2 separate regions of the Mus musculus genome follow, and region 1 is linked to region 2. Evidence: chromatin loops called from intact Hi-C (ENCODE). Cell type or tissue: gastrocnemius. All regions are shown on one strand. Each heading gives the region's core, and the rest is flanking DNA. Links, peaks and the distances in the headings are about the cores only. Region 1 overlaps Ptpn22 (protein tyrosine phosphatase, non-receptor type 22 (lymphoid)). Region 2 holds the start of Olfml3 (olfactomedin-like 3).

Evidence for each region. A loop is a pair of places that touch in the nucleus more often than their neighbours do. Peaks named below come from ENCODE experiments on the same cell type or tissue, not always from the same donor. Only the 100,000 strongest peaks of a DNase experiment are listed, where the experiment ranks them.
Region 1: it touches region 2 in a loop (4-fold over the local background); 11 of 42 quality-filtered maps call a loop at or near these places.

Annotation. Positions count from the first base shown.
Region 1 is chr3:103,883,858-103,892,189 of GRCm38, reverse strand. It overlaps Ptpn22 (protein tyrosine phosphatase, non-receptor type 22 (lymphoid)), which reads right to left. Exons shown (of 21, transcript NM_008979.2): 12 at 6,792-6,868; 13 at 5,849-6,663; 14 at 3,595-3,678; 15 at 3,334-3,455; 16 at 1,907-1,934. Among named protein-coding and RNA genes, the nearest start is that of Rsbn1, 26 kb to the left of the region's middle. In gastrocnemius, for the core only: a CTCF peak has its summit at 4,410 (motif pointing right); a DNase peak (open chromatin) is centred at 4,412; H3K4me3 peaks cover 181 bases.
Region 2 is chr3:103,733,981-103,742,312 of GRCm38, reverse strand. It overlaps Olfml3 (olfactomedin-like 3), which reads left to right and starts at 4,312. Exons shown (of 3, transcript NM_133859.2): 1 at 4,312-4,491; 2 at 5,076-5,361; 3 at 5,650-6,919. The coding sequence starts at 4,378. The coding sequence ends at 6,470. It overlaps Hipk1 (homeodomain interacting protein kinase 1), which reads left to right. Exons shown (of 16, transcript NM_010432.2): 16 at 1-2,498. In gastrocnemius, for the core only: CTCF peaks have their summits at 3,829 (motif pointing right) and 4,457 (motif pointing left); DNase peaks (open chromatin) are centred at 5,875, 6,025, 7,097, 7,382 and 4 more places; H3K4me3 peaks cover 4,460 bases; H3K27ac peaks cover 4,471 bases.

The DNA of each region.
Region 1 (8,332 bases), core at 88-8,087, 150 kb before region 2:
ACTGTGATTGAAAGTGATGTCTAATTGAGAGGCAGACAAAGGGACAGAGAAATAGTTAACAGAATAGAATATGCCCAACTCTTATGACAAGAGAGAGGATAGAGAGGCAATATAAGAGAGGGCAGTGCAGAGGGGGGTTGGGAAGGAGAGGGGGTAAGGAAGGGAGGAGAGGGCAGGGGAGGGGATGAGAGGAGAGGGAGGCAGTTTTACTGGGAGAGTTTTACAGAGACAGGTTGAAGAGAGAACAACCTAGACTCAGGTGAAGACAGAATGAGCCAGAGTTTATTCAGCAGTAAGCCTCGGGGGCTGAAAACATTCCAGGTCTGGATTAGATTGGATGAGGCCGGAAGCTTCCAGGACCAGGCCTAGGTTAGCAGACAGAGGCAGTAAACCTCAGAGATGGCAATCTAATTCACATGAATAAAAGGTAATTTACACCTCTCCAGCTCTGCGCTCTCCCCTCAAAGACAGTCTCTCTGTGTAGCTCTGATTGTCCTGGAACTCATTCTCTATGTGCGTGTGTTTGTGTGTGTATATGTGTATAGTATGAAATATTATATACATTGTATGTATATTGCTGTTAATTATTTTTGTTTTCCTTAAACATTTTGGTCACTATCCATAACACCCCATTTTAAAATTCAAGTTACTAAGACCAGGCATGGTGGTGCACGCCTTTGCTCCCAACACTCAGAAGGCAGAAGCAAGCAGATCCCTGAGTTCAAGGCCAGCCTGGTCTACAAAGCAAGCTCCAGGACAGCCAGAACTACACAGAGAAACCCTGTCTAGAAAACACACACACGCTAAAGAAAAAAGAAAAAAGAAAAAAGAAAATAAGATCTGAGTCTCTAAAGTAATGTTGAGCACAACTGTGCATGTCAGATGCATAAAACACAAAGATTTTCTAAGTTAAAGGCAAAGACTGTTGCCTTTGCTGTGTGAGGATACTTATTTAAAATAATTTCACTTGTCTATTCTACTTTTGTTTCCTTGTAGTTTTGTTGTTGTTGTTGTTGGGTTTTTGTTTGTTTTGTTTTAATGTCTTGTTCAAAAAAGTCCTCACCAATTCCAAAATCCTGAAGTGTTTCTTCTGGTCATTTCATAGTTTCAGGTCTTCTAATTAAATCTTTAGTAGATGTTGGGCTGTTTTTGCGACTGGTAAGAGGTAGGAGCCCACCTTTGTTATACATGTGGATACCAAATTTTCACAGAGTCATTTGTTGAAAATTCTATCCATTTCCAGGTGGTGGTGGCGCATGACTTTAATGCCAGCACTTGGGAGGCAGAGGCAGGCGAATTTCTGAGTTCGAGGCCAGCCAGCCTGGTCTACAGAGTGAGTTCCAGGACAGCCAGGACTACACAGAGAAACCCTGTCTCAAAAAAAAACAAAAAACAAAAAAGAAAGAAAGGAAGAAAGCAAGAAAGAAAGAAAGAAAAAGAGAAAAAGAAAAAGAAAGAAAGTCTTATCCATTCTCCCATGTATGTTCATAGCATCTTTATCAAAAGTCAGTTGACTATAGAAGCACATGTGGGTTTGCTTCTGAGATATTTCTTCTGTTCTTCTGTTTTGTGTGTCCCTTTTTACGTGTAGTTTTTATGTAGTGTAGTTTGCTGCTTTTTTGTTCATTTGTTTGTTTGGTTTGATTTGGTTTTTTTTTATACAATATTGTTTTAACTATTTGAATTTTAAAATATTCTATCTGAAATAATGTTTTTTTAAAGGACCTTGCCCTTACTTTGCCCATGACAGAACAAACATTGTTAGTTTGAGAAAACCAAAAATGAATCAAGATAGCAAAGCTATTACAAGCATCATGAATCTTCCTGAACTGAATTCCTAACAAGCCGTTCTTACAACACACGTCCTTAGGACTAAATGTCATCGAAAGTCAAGAGAAGTCTTTACCTGATTTGGGACTTCGGAGTTTCACATTCTAAATAGGAAAAAAGTGAAAGAGTAATATGTACAAACACAATACAAGCTTGAAGCAATAAATAACATTTTTAAAAATTAAGTGACAGCCATATTTCTTAATTCATAACTGTGCTGAACTATAAAAAGGAACCCTTAACTCTTACAGTGATCTTCATACTTTTATATCATATGGAAATTAGTTCTAAATTGATCTCCTTCTGAATTATTTATTTCATAATTTAGAACATTGCCATAAAATTTTATTTGGAGATAAGTTGTTGAAATTGTAATTCCTTTATGATACTGAAAAGGGCTAATTGTTCTTCACTATGTGAGTTAATAAAAAGACCATTATGTGTGTGCATACTATTAATAATAATTGTAACAACATTATGTTAACATTGTAATTTTCCAGCATTACAATTATAGGAGATATTTCTTTAATTTAGTACTGGGGAATAAAGCTAGAGTCTTACAGAGCTCGACAATTTGCTTAGCACTAAGCCACACCCACAGTCTTGTAGAAACTTCTAAATGACTGATTTTCTGTTCTCTGAAACCAATGTACATACTTATATAGTTGGTTCAAAGAATATATAGAAATGTAGAACAGATTATCAGGAGCACAGATTTTTCTTCTAGAATGAGGAAACATTATTCCAAGTGGTTTAAGTAATATGTGTATGTCATTAAAAGTTGTTGTTTGTGATTTCACTGCTAAGATGATGGGCCCATGAAGTGGCTACAGCGAATCATCATCTGCTTATGAAACAGTTGATTTGCTTTAACTGCCTTTTAGGCTCAAGGTTTTCTCTTTCACTGGGTTTTTCTGATTACTTCCAACCTAAAAAAGCTCCCATGTCCTTTTGGGTCTCTGTATCTTTCATGTATGTATCATTGATATATGGTCTTCCTAAAATAAACATAAAGATTCATATACACATCCTGTACTTCCAATGTAAGTTTCTCTTTTTTTTTTTGCAATATTTGCCTTTATTTTTTAAAAGAATTTATATTTTTCTTAAGAGTAAGAAATGTGCCTTGCACGTCTTTCCCATCCCCCACAGCCTCTACCATGTTGTTTTACGTTAGGGTCTACTTAATAATTATTGAATGGCAGCTGTCCAAATGAAGAGAAGGGTCTGGAGAGATAGCGCAGCAGTTAGAGCACTTGTTGCTCTGGCAGGAGACCTGGGTTCCGTTCCCAGCACTCACATGGTGGCTCACAACCATCCCCAAATCCAGTTCCAGAGGATCCCATGCCCTCTTTTGACTTCTGCAGGCACAGATACACATGTATACATACAAGCAAAACATTCTAACACCTAAAATAAAATAAATATGTCTAAACAATTAAGTGTGTAGAATAAAACTACAGTCAGTTGAATACAAATGAGTTGAGTCAGAAAAGGACAAACCTTGCTTGGTGTAAACCCTACAGAGTCATGGCTCTTCATTTCAGATGTCCCACTGCATTCTGGTGATGCTCCAAATGTTACCACCAGAGGTAAGGATTCGGTAACACGTGGTGAGGGCTCTCCTGCGAGAAAGCAGGTATGGCCAGTTCTTAGGAAGGAGGTTATATTTAAAGGAGGCAGATGGATGCGCAGCAGCAGCACATAGAACACTGAAGGGACCTGAGAAGGGACACACACTTCATACTTACTGACTGTACTCACCGGCTTCCTCAACCACAATAAAAGACTCGGGTGTCCGTTCAGGGAGTGGCGGGGGGATTTCATCATCTGTCCTCCGAGAAGGAGCTAACCAAGTAATAGAAATGTAATCGCAATGTTTTATAAGAATAAAGAAGATTCTTGCATTCTAATCTCATCCTAAGTATAAATTTAACAGATTTGCATTTGCTTACTCTAGGCAAAAGAATAAATTAGTCTGTAGGTAAATTTTTTTATTCTTTGAAATTCTTTGCTGGATGTAAAGATTTAAGTGTGCCCCCACATTCTGATGGAGTTGCTATTAGGGCGGTTTGGATTATCTTCTACATAACTCTTTCCTTTTGTTTTCCATTGAATTCACAATAGGACATTTTCATCAGCTAAACATTTATTTATGCAGGAGATATTTTTAAAAATCTTTTTTTTTTTTTTTTTTTTTTTTTTTGCTGGATAGTGCTGGCACATGCCTTTAATTCCAGCACTTGAGAAGCAAAGGCAGGTGGATTGGTTCTTTGAGTTTGAGGCCAGCCAGGTCTACAGAGTGAGTTCCAGAACAGTAAGGGCTACACAGAGAAACCCTGTCTTAAAAAAAAAAAAACAAAAACAAAAACAAAACTAAAAACAAAAGCAAAAGCAAAATATTCTTTCTTCAGTCCACCCAGAACCCAAAATATGAATGTTTGTTACAGAAACAGATATAGTTTATCAAGAAAGAGGGAGAAGCTTCTGGGATTGGAAGTGAACTAGAGCGCTAGGACAGGGTTTTCTGTCTAAGGATACTCAAAATGTGTGAACATTTTACATGCCATTATAAGAAACGGCCACCAGATGGCAGACATGTCAATTTTGCTACATTATGAAAATAACTTTGTTGTTATTTTTGATGCTCTAAGAAATTTAAAGTATTATGGCTATTTATAAAAAGAAAACATCAGATGGTGAAATGACTCAGTGGGTAAAGCCTGAAAACCTGAGTTCTGAAAACCCAGAATCACATGGTAGAACGAGAAACACCTCTCTCTCTCTCTCTCTCTCTCTCTCTCTGTACAAGTCACCTCTGACCTACACACACACACACACACACACACACACACACACACACACACACACCATATACACAGAGAGAAGGAAAGAGAGAAACTAATGCCAGCAGCTGGGAATCTGAAGCAGGACTGCTGTGAGTTGTAGATCAGCCTGACATCTATGAAATCCAGGCCAGCATGGGTAGTAAGACCTTATCTAAATCAAGAAAAGAGAGAAGAAAGAGACGTGTGCTGGGGCTCTAGCTCAGTTACAGAGCTCTTTCCTAGCTGGCTGGATTCAAGCCCTGTGACGTCAAAAAAAAAAAAAAAAAAAAAAAAAGGACAAAAGAAATGACATTTAATAATATAGAACAACAGTTTTCTATTTTTTCTAAGTAAATGCTCTCCACAGATTACCTCAAGATATGCCTAAGAGAATTAAACATGATCTTTGCTTCCTTCATCTTCAACATCAAACTATTAGGGCTGCAGATTCAACTTAAACACCTACCTGACATGCGTGAGGTACTAGGTTCAATCCACTTTACTAAAAAGAAAAGGCAAAGAAACACCCCATAATAACCTCTAATAGTAGGCTCACTATTACTTTCTGACTACTTAGTTAAAACAGTATATTTGCTATATAAAAAAAATTCTAGAATTTTAAGAGATAAATATAAATGTGTTAAAAGATTTTTTAAAAAAATGTCACACGATACTAAACATATTCTCATCGACTTAGACACTGCAAAAGCGCAGGAAATCAGGCCCTATCCTTTCCACTCCTACAGGAAAAGAATTCAATGCTTAGCAATGCATTCAACTCATTACAGATGCATAAGGGTATAACAAATATTACTGGGAGATCGTGCAGTGCTGTTGATCAGTTTGCCCTCTGTACTTGGGAAGCTGCTTCTGCATGCTAAAGGTAACTTATGGGCTTTTGGCAAACAAGTCTGGAATAAGAATTGGCCATGTATGAGGCCTTCCTGTTGGCACAGATGGGTCCCCAGACCTGACTGCCTCCACTACTGTTATCATCAATTTATTTAGTATATCACCAAAACACTCCCAGAACTTCTTCCTCTGCTGCTTCTTCTTCTTTTTTTTTTCTTTTCTTCAAGAAGAAAAAGAAGCAGAGGAAGAGAAGGGCTAGGGTGAGAAGAAACCAAATTATGTAATGGAAACCAGGCAAAGTCCAAAACAAACAAATTAAAAAACAAAAACAAACTTGCCTTCTACAGCTGTCTCTTGGTTTAACGGTGGGGAAAAGCTGGTCAGAGTGTTCATCACTAGGGAGTCGTGTGGGTTGCTATAAAAGAAGGAGGTTGTAGAAGAGGCTGGCAATAGAGCGCCAGGGGAAGTGGCTCCATCCTGTTTCTCAGGCAGATCAAAAGACATCTTCGAATCAGCACTATTCGGAGGGGATGATGAAAAATAAGGATCTTCCGCTAAAGATGTGTACAGATGCACTCTCAAAGCGCCGGGGCTGTGCCGGGGCACACACGACGCATCACAGGCACCAGGCAGTGAATAATTCAGCTCTTCTGAAGAAACATGGGCCACTCTTTGCACCTGCAGCTCCCTGAGACTGTAATGCTCATGCAGCTGAGATTCCAGGCATGAAAAACCGTCTCCCACGGCCAAGTCATTTGTTTTTCTCTGCTGAATCAGTTCAAAGGGAGTTGATTTGGTCCGTTTTACCGGCCCCTTTGAATTGTGATACCTGTCCGCTGTGTTTATGGGCAGAGCACTAGGACACGACCCAAACAACATGGAACCAAAATCCAGACTTTGATACTTCTGAAGGGGCTCTCCCACGACTGGAGAAGCCCTTGCCTGCCCGTTCCTGGTTATGACAGCCTTGTTGTTACACCCGCAGTTTAGCTCTAAACAGTTAAAAGAAGGGCTTGATTTAGCCGAGTGCAAAACCAACTCTTCCTCGGCATTCATCGTAGAAGTCCTAAGGCCAAGGGAAGACCCTCCAGTGCTCTCCGCTTCAGCCCCTTGTTTGCTATGCTGGTTTGTCGTTTTCACATCCCTCATGGCGCTGGAAAGCAAGGAGAGAATGATGACCATACCGAAAAGAGGTCTCTTCGAGTAGCATAGCAACTGGAGCGTGAGATTTCATCCTTTAAGCACAGTGAGTCAGTACTTAGCTAAGCAAAATTTACTCACTTTTTTGGTAAATCCAGAGGACAAGAGTCAGCTTCTACCGTGAGGCTTTGTTCAGGAATTGAGCATTGTGCTTGAATCTTCAAAAGAGATGTCAGAGGTTTTTGTTTGTATGTTTTGTCTTGTCTTGTTTTTCATGAAGCAATGTCAATGAAACATTTTAATAGTTGGAAGACTGGGAAGTAACACCTGTCCCCCACCCCCATATCCCCCACAAGGCACAGGGACCATCACGGAAAAGGGGACAGAAAGATCAGGGAGGACTGGGCTGAAACTGTATTCCGGACATGACAAGACTACTTCATTCAGGACATCAAGCAGTGCTCTTGCCTGTTCAAAACCAAGCCAGTCGACACAAACGTGGATGGGGGGTGGGCTCAATAATACACTCTCTTAACTGAGTTGCTATGGCAGTTGATGGCTTCTGGGGAAGGGAGAGTCAGGGTTTTATTAAGGGTGTAGCCCCTGGTAGGTCAACCTTACTCCAGTGGTTGGCCCCACACCCATAAGTATATTAGCAGCACAAACTAGAGTTGGTGGGTTGCTTTTTAAAGAATAGGACATGAAGTTAGGAAGGGGTAGAGAGATGGGCAGTAGTTCTGGGAAGAATTAGGGAGAAAAGTCAGGGTAAAATGATCAAAACATTTTTAATACATTCTTAAAGAATTAATAAAATGTAGTGTTAAGTATAAATCAATGTTTATTTAGCTTGCATGAGTTGATATAAACTAAATGACATATTTATTTTATAAAGAAAGATCCCAAATGAACAGCATAACTTTACATTTTAAGGAACTAGGTGCAGGGTGGAGGGGGGTGGACTAAAATCAATCTCAAACTTAGCAACAACCAGAAAATATTAATGATTAAAGCAGAGATAAGAGCTGGGCAGTGGTGGTGCACACCTTTGATCCCAGCACTTGGGAGGCAGAGGCAGGTAAATTTCTGAGTTGGAGGCCAGCCTGGGCTACACAGTGAGTTCCAGGACAGCCAGGGCTACACAGAGAAACCCTGTCTTGAAAAAAACCAAATAAATAAATAAAGCAGAGACAAATGAAGTAGAGAAAAGGAAAAATGGATAAGGTGAACAAAACTGATTAGACTTTAGCTACACTAAGGGAAAAAAATTCAAATTATAAATCAAAGGTAAAAATGTAGGAACTGGATAAGTAGTATTTTGGTAAGCACTTAAGCTCAATTCCCAGAATAGGCAAATAATAAACAAACAAACTTGGCAGGGTATAACACACCTGAAATCCCAGTACTAGAGAGCTGGAGACAGGACCCCTGGGGCTTCCTGGTAGCTAGCCTAGCATACTCAGTAACCTGAGGCCCAATGAGAGACTCTGTCTCAAAACAAGGTTTATGGCTTACTGAGGAGTGACACCTGAAGTTGACCTCTGACCTTCACAAGCCTACATGTGCTCACACACATTAACACACTCACACATCTACATATGCTCCTTCACACACAAGATGACAATGTGGAAATTACTAATGATCTGTTAAAATACTATAAACAACTGCATGGAATTACCACATAT
Region 2 (8,332 bases), core at 111-8,110:
AGCTGTGTTGTGTAAATGCGTTCGTGTTCTCAGTCTCCCTACCGACAGTGACAAGTCAAAGCCGCAGCTTTCCTCCTTAACTGCCACCTCTGTCCCGTTCCATTTTGGATCTTCAGCTCAGTTCTCACAGAAGCATTCCCTAACGTGGCTCTCTCACTGTGCCTTGCTACCTGGCTTCTGTGAGAGTTCAGGAAGCAGGCGAGAAGAGTGACGCCAGTGCTAAATATGCATATTTGAAGGTTTGTGCATCACTTAGGATGGGATTCCTTTTCTCTCCTCCATGTGATATGATAGTCCTTTCTGCATAGCTGTCGTTCCTGGTAAACTTTGCTTGGCTTTTTTTTTTTGTTTGTTTTTTGTTTTTTTTTTAAAGCATGTAACAGATGTGTTTATACCAAAGAGCCTGTTGTATTGCTTAATATGTCCCCATACTACGAGAAGGGTTTTGTAGAACTACTGGTGACAAGAAGCTCACAGAAAGGTTTCTTAATTAGTGACGAATATGAAAAAGAAAGCAAAACCTCTTGAATCTGAACAATTCCTGAGGTTTCTTTGGGACAACATGTTGTTCTTGGGGCCCTTCACACTGTAAAATTGTCCTAGTATTCAACCCCTCCATGGATTTGGGTCAAGTTGAAGGTACTAGGGGTGGGGACATTCTTGCCCGTGAGGGATTTGTGGGGAGAAGGTTAACCCTAAGCTACAGATGTGGTCCACCTGAATTAAATTATATCAGAGTGGTAATTCTAGGATTGGTTCTGTGTAGGTGGTGTCAGGGAGGTGCAGGATGGAGATGGGAGATTTCATGGAACCCGGTCAGGAAAGCTCTGAACCAGGTGGAACACCGAGGGGCTGTCAACGAACTTGGAGTTTCTTCATCATGGGGAGGAAGAGTTTCCAGGGCAGGGCAGGTAGTCAGTTTAGCCTGCCGGCAACGTGGTGTGTGTTGTCTTTTCTTTAATCATTATATTAAGCTGTGCGTTCAGCAGTCTGTTGGTTGAGATAACCACGCATCATTGTGTAGTTTGTCACTAGTGTTATACCGTTTATGTCATTCTGTGTGTGATCTTTGTGTTTCCTTTCCCCCAAGCATTCTGGGTTTTTCCTATTTAAATACAGTTCTAGTTTCTAGGCAAACATTTTTTTTTTTAACCTTTTCTCTATAAGGGACAAGATTTATTGTTTTTATAGGAATGAGATGCAGGGAAAAAACAAACCAACCCTGTCCCCACCTCCTCACCTCCCTAATCCAATAAGCAGTTATTGAAGATGGGAGTCTTAAATTTATGGGAAAAGAGGATGCCTAGGAGTTTGCATCGTTACCTGAGACATCTGGCTAGCAGTGTGACTTTACAGACTTTGAGGTTGTCACTCTGCAAACTGACATTTCAGATTTTCCTAGATAACCCATCTGTGTCTGCTGAATGTGTATGCGCCAGACATAGTTTTACATTCATTCTGGCCTGGGGCTTAACATTGACTGCTTGCCCTGATGGCATGGAGGAGAGCCCTACGAACATAGCGCTGACCTAGGTCAGCATTGCCTGACCTTGGAACAGCTTAAGGCTTTAAACCTTCTCTTAGAACGTGCATTTCCAGTTTCTCCCTTCCCAGGTGAGAGAGGAACTGGAAGGGTTGCATAGGCACACACCAGGACACTTAGTCACTCCAGAGTCCCCAGTTGCAACTAGGAGGTGGTTACCCTGTTAACCCCAGGAAGAAGAACCCCATTTCAAACAGTTCCGGCCATTGAGAGCCTGCTTTTGTGGTTGCTCATCCGTCATCATCCGCTAGAGGGGCTTAGCCAGGCCAGCACAGTACTGGCTGTCCTATTCTGCATTAGTATGCAGGAATTTACTAGTTGAGATGGTTTGTTTTAGGATAGGAGATGAAATTGCCTCTCGGTGACAGGAATGGCCAAGCCTGCTTTGTGTTTTTTTTTAACTGATGGATGGTGCAGCATGTCTCCACGTTTCCATGGTTGTTTGTTGCTAAACTTTATATAATGTGTGGTTTCAATTCAATTCAGCTTGAAAAATAATCTCACTATATGTAGCAGTACATTATATGTACATTATATGTAATGTTAGTATTTCTGCTTTGAATCCTTGATATTGCAATGGAATTCCTACTTTATTAAATGTATTTGATATGCTAGTTCCTGTGTGTGGTTAAACTTTTTTTCTTTCTCCCTTTTCTGGTTGTGTGCTTCCTTTACAACAAGCTTCTAGAAACAGGTAGTTCTGAGAATTACTGATCTATGTTTGTAATGCAGGTGTACTTAGGGAGTATGTAAAATCATTTTAACAAAAGAAATAGCTATTTAAAATTTAATACTAACTATGGGAAAAGGGTCCATTGTGTAAAACATAGTTTATCTTTGGATTCGTTGTTGTCTTTGGTTTTACAAAGTAGCTTGTATTTTCAGTATTTTCTACATAATATGGTAAAAAAGTAGAGCAGTTGCAATGCATCAATAAAATGGGTAAATTTTCTGACTGTGGCTGGTTTCAATTCTGTGTTAGGACATGGAGGGGACTGACATGTGGCCTCTTTGAAGTGCCTAAGCATTCTGTTTGAACATGAGTAGAAAGAACACTGCTACATTAGAACATCTTTGTACACATTTCCATACTGGAAATGAATATAATTTTGTAGGAAGTATTTCCCTGACTCTGACCCCTTGAAAAGGCAGATGGCTTTTGAGATAAACTAATTAACATCATTTCCTAGCACATGACACCAAACATTCAAATCAGCACAGTGAAAATGAAACTTAGGGAAAGATATTTTTGTCTGTCTCCTTAGGCCCTGTTAGAGCTGTCACCTCTTTAGGGACAGCTCTGCGGTAATGCACCTGCTGCTCTTATGGAGGGTCTGGGTTCCATTCCCAGCACCCAGTCAGACCCCTCACAAGTGATTTCTAACTCCAGCTGCAGGGTGCATACCCACACAGACACATAATGAACTCTTAAAAACAAGAAGAACCTCTGATCCAATTTCTCTTGATTCCAAAGTGAACAAAATTTTCTCCTGAAAAGAAACTGGAATTTGTCTAGATTAATCACTGCAGGCCCCTTTGTAAATGCTGCATATTTGACTTCTTCTGATGTATGTTCCTGCCTAGCTCCCCTGTAGCTTTAGCTGGATAGAAAGGAGGAACATGGGCTGGAGAGAAGGCTTAGTAGTTGAGTGTACTGTTCTTTCAGAGGAGAGGGGCTCAGTGCTCAGGAACAATAGGCAGCGCACAATCTCCTAAAATTCAGCTCTGGAAGATCTGACGTCCTCGTCTGGTCCCCACGGATACCTGTATCCCATGCAGATACCTGTATACAGACACATAAAAGCATATGTAACTGAAAAACCAAATTTTTTTTTACTTAATTTTAAAGAAATGAGAGATACTTACAAATGCCCTACTGAACCATAACCAAGAAAGGCGATCAATAGTCTGTTCTCTCCCAGTGATAGGAAGGTCAGAATATATTTGTTTTCCTTTAGACTATGTTGTACATATTTTTTTTTTCAGGTTTCTCCCCTAAATCCATGAATGTAAACTAGCATGTCCTTGCTGCACCCTCCTATTTGGGAAATACCTGGAAAGTCATGTCAAGGATATTTAAGTCAGCTAGCTTAAAACAAAAACAAAAAACCCCACCTCCCATTTCTCAACAACCTCCAGTTTTGTTTCTATTCCTTTCCTTGGGCTAAATCAGAGATTTGGTACTCCATAGGGAGCCCTGTGATTTGGCTTGCTTAGGTTGAGATTCTCCACACGGTGAAGTCCTCGCCTGATTTCTTTGCCATGGGAGATGGCCCCAGAATGCTCAGCACAAGGTGGCGCCAATGAGCTATAGAAAGTTGACTTCCCTTTGCCCCAACCCCCATCCCCTCAAACCTCATCTCCTGTGTTTCTGGCTTCACTGAACAAGGCAGAAAATCCATTCTGTTATTTCTGGAGAAGGGATAGGTTAATGAAGGGTGCTGGGTTCTTACCGAGTCAGCACTGGAAGCCCTCTCCTAAAACGAATGGAGTTTGCTGAGTTTTCCGGGGGTCTCGGCTTCCTGCAACTTGCTCATTTTTCAGAAGGCCTCTGCCTCCAGATTGCCATCTCTCCCCTTTCCGGAGGAGCTCACAAGTCTAAGTTGCTGGTAGTTAAGGCTTCTGGCGACTGTGCAAAGGGGCCATCTGTGTTTGATCAGGCCAGGCGGGAAGGAGGGGGTGGGGGTTGTAAAGAGACTGAAAGCATTCCAGAGTAGTGAGAGACACCAGAGATGGGAAGGAGGAGGCCCCGCCCCCGCCCCGCCCCCAGAGCTAACGGGCTGGAGGGAAAGAGGCCGAATGCACACACTCCTCTGGCCCCACTTAAGGCTGCCATGGGGCCCAGTGCTCCTCTGCTGCTCCTCTTCTTTTTGTCATGGACGGGACCCCTTCAGGGACAGCAGCACCACCTTGTGGAGTACATGGAACGCCGACTAGCTGCCTTAGAGGTGAGGGACTTGTTTCTCTTCTCACCCAGGATGAGTCCACATCTATAGGTGCAACTAGCTGTCAGGGCTCTGGGAGTGACAAGATCGGGTTGTGTAAGAAGTCCTTAATGACGAGTAGCCTCTTAACTACAGACTTTTATTTCCCCAACATAAGACAATTGCCCAGCAAATAAACGCAACACGGCTCCCTCAGATTAGATGGAATAAGGGGGCAGGGGAAATGAGAGTCAGAATCGGGCTGCATCTATGCTGCTATACTGTTCAAGTTTCCCAGGCAATCTGCCTGCAACTTCCTGTCCGTTTCTTCCCCGCACCCCACATCTACTCCCTTTTGGACAATTTGAAGTCTGTAGCATCCTAATTTCCTGGAGGCTCAGATCACTGAGAACGCAAGGTGAAGGACTCTTATTCAGGCAAATTAAGCCAGGTTCCTCGGATGGGATGGTACCACTGACTAGTCTCCTCTGCTGTGGGAGCATGGCTGAGCTGGTCCCTTTCCTGGCCCTGACTCCCTGGCTGGGCCTCTGCTTGTCTGGGAGCTATAAACCTGCAACCCACCCTTCCTGACTCCCCGATCCCTTCAGGAACGGCTGGCCCAATGCCAGGATCAGAGTAGTCGGCATGCTGCCGAGCTTCGGGACTTCAAAAACAAGATGTTGCCTCTCCTGGAGGTGGCAGAGAAGGAGCGGGAGACCCTCAGAACTGAAGCAGACTCCATCTCAGGAAGAGTGGACCGTCTTGAAAGGGAGGTAGACTATCTGGAGACACAGAACCCAGCTTTGCCCTGTGTAGAGCTGGATGAGAAGGTGACTGGAGGTCCTGGAGCCAAAGGCAAGGGCCGAAGAAATGAGAAATACGATATGGTGACGGGTAAGTGATCTCACAGAGGTCCAGACAGTTTCAGAACTCCCCTTTCCTGCTTTTCTTCTTGTCCCAAGCCACCATAGCTCTATCTTTCAGAATGACACATTCATTGAGAGTTTCTAGAGGCCTGTCCTTTATCGGTACTCCATCTCTCAACCCTCCGTGAGTGGACACATGCACGGAAAAGTGTGTCTCTGTTCCCCAGGTGGCCCACTCTGGGGGAAGTTCCTGTTATACACATCTAACTCTTGGCCTCTGTTTCCTTCTCCTGTGCTTTCTCCTCTTCCCCACCAGACTGTAGCTACACAGTCGCTCAGGTGAGGTCAATGAAGATCCTGAAGCGGTTTGGTGGTTCAGTTGGCCTATGGACCAAGGATCCGCTGGGGCCAGCAGAGAAGATCTACGTGTTAGACGGCACCCAGAACGACACGGCTTTTGTCTTCCCAAGGCTGCGTGACTTCACCCTTGCCATGGCTGCCCGGAAAGCTTCCCGAATTCGGGTGCCCTTCCCCTGGGTAGGCACGGGGCAGCTGGTGTACGGTGGCTTCCTTTATTATGCTCGAAGGCCTCCTGGAGGACCTGGAGGGGGTGGTGAATTGGAGAACACTCTGCAGCTGATCAAATTTCACTTGGCAAACCGAACAGTGGTGGATAGCTCAGTGTTCCCTGCAGAGAGCCTGATACCCCCCTACGGCCTGACAGCAGATACATATATCGACCTGGCAGCTGATGAGGAGGGCCTGTGGGCTGTCTATGCCACTCGAGATGATGACAGGCATTTGTGTCTAGCCAAGTTAGACCCACAGACACTTGACACAGAGCAGCAGTGGGACACACCATGTCCCAGAGAGAACGCAGAGGCTGCGTTTGTCATCTGTGGGACCCTGTACGTTGTCTATAACACCCGCCCTGCCAGTAGGGCTCGTATTCAGTGTTCCTTCGATGCCAGTGGTACTCTCGCCCCTGAAAGGGCAGCACTCTCCTATTTTCCACGCCGATATGGTGCCCATGCCAGCCTTCGCTATAACCCCCGTGAGCGCCAGCTGTATGCCTGGGATGATGGCTACCAGATTGTCTACAAATTGGAGATGAAGAAGAAGGAGGAGGAAGTTTAAGCAGCTAGCCTTGTGCTCTTGATTCTTATGCCCAGACATTTATATTCCTGTGAGCTCTCCTGCAGTTCATCCTTCAAAACGAAGGCCAGTGGTGGTAGCTCATATACCCTAATTTCTAAAGGACAACCAAATTCTCAAGCCCCTCTGTTTTATGCAGAACTCCAGATCCTGGGTAGCATTTTAGAACTGAACAGCAAACAAACACCCTAAATCTTCACTCCTGCCTTATGTCCACAAAGTTTAGTTCCAAACTCAGAGCCCTGTCCTTTGGAGAGGGTCAACCCCAGACAGCAGGCGACAGCATTCTTGCCCTCAGTATGACCGAAGGGAGAGAACTCAGAGACAAAGCTGCCCTCCCTCCCTTCCCCCTCCAGTGTAGGGGAGAATGGGGCTTTCCCCACATCACTTTGTATGGTAACAGTTTGCATTAAAAGGAAAACCCACCATTCCTCTCTGGTGTGTTTGGGGTAGCCCTCTGATCAGAGTTCTCGTGGCTCTGCCTTCTTCCTCCTGCCCCAGTCTCTGCTCCTTAGCCACGGCTGGGCTGGGCTGGCCTCCTTTAGCTCCCTCGGGAACTTCTCTAGTTACACATTTTACTGTGGGGCACTGTTGGACAAAGGCCTCCCCCTCCACACTCATGTGCTCCACAGCAGCCGCAGAGAACCAGCAATGGCACTCAGCCTCTGACTGCTGGACACTGGAGCCCAGCCAGAGCCAGGGCTTCCCATTCCACCTCTTGGTGGATTTTGAACCAGAAAGTGACTCTTACTAGCTGTGGAATCTAGTGTAGAAACCAGCGTGCGGTATCTATGTGTGTCTAGCCTCACCTCTGAAGTGGATTCTGTCTCTGAGCCCAAGTCCCCACTCCCACCTCCAGCACTGGGGCTTCCTGGGTCTGGGTTGCACAATCCTTGGTCTGAGCCGCTCCGATTTTCCTGCTGCCACAGCGTCTGCGGTTTGGGCAGGGAGGAGGGGCAGTGACCATCCCAGATGTTGGTCTGTCTCACCAGCTCCCCAACAAACACATCCCTACTTTCCTTCTCTCCACCCTCAGCTGTGCACCCTCCCACCCCAGCCCTGGAAACTGGAGTCCTGGAAACTTAACCCCTGTTGGTCTAATGTGCACCCGACTTCAGGGGGGCAATCCAGGAAGGATTGGAAGAGCAAGAGGCTTTGGATTCCATCTCTGGGAACCTGCTGGTCTCTGCACGATGTCCCTTCCCAGGTCTCATCTCCAGGGTCAACTTCCAGACAAATAAGGCTAGCTGATGGATAAAAGTCAGTGGGGGAGTTTAACCTCAGGCAGCCCTTCTGGATTATCACCCAGGGAGGAAGGGGGACAGGAACACAGCCTTCTCTCCCAAGTAGAACCCTCCCTCCTTCCACCCAGGATGGGGTGGATCAGTCAACACTCCTCCTTTTGTCTGTCTTTCTTCTCTCCACAGGCAGAGCTGCTCCTGACGTAGGTTGGTAAGGAAGAGGAAAGAAAGGCAGCAAAGCACCTCACAAAAGCGCTATTGTAGGGAGCCTGAGGCGGGTGGGGGCCCTCTCCCATTCAATTCTCTCCTAATGTGGGGCTGGCAACAGTAATCACCGCCTGTCAGCCCATAGAGGGGTCTGCCCACGGAACATCTGGCTGCAACGCAGGGCATATCGGAGGGCTGTGGAGGAGGGGATTCTCTGTGGAGGCCTTGAGGAGAACAGGTCCAGGGGATGACAAGGTGTAGAGTGGCGCTGTGGCGCTGTGTGCATGTGTAATGTGCGTGTGCACATCTCTCTGCATGGCTGTGCGGCTGAGCACCTGTGTGAGACTGGGCTACCCAGGGAGACTGCACGTATACAAATGAGTGGCTTTGTTAGGC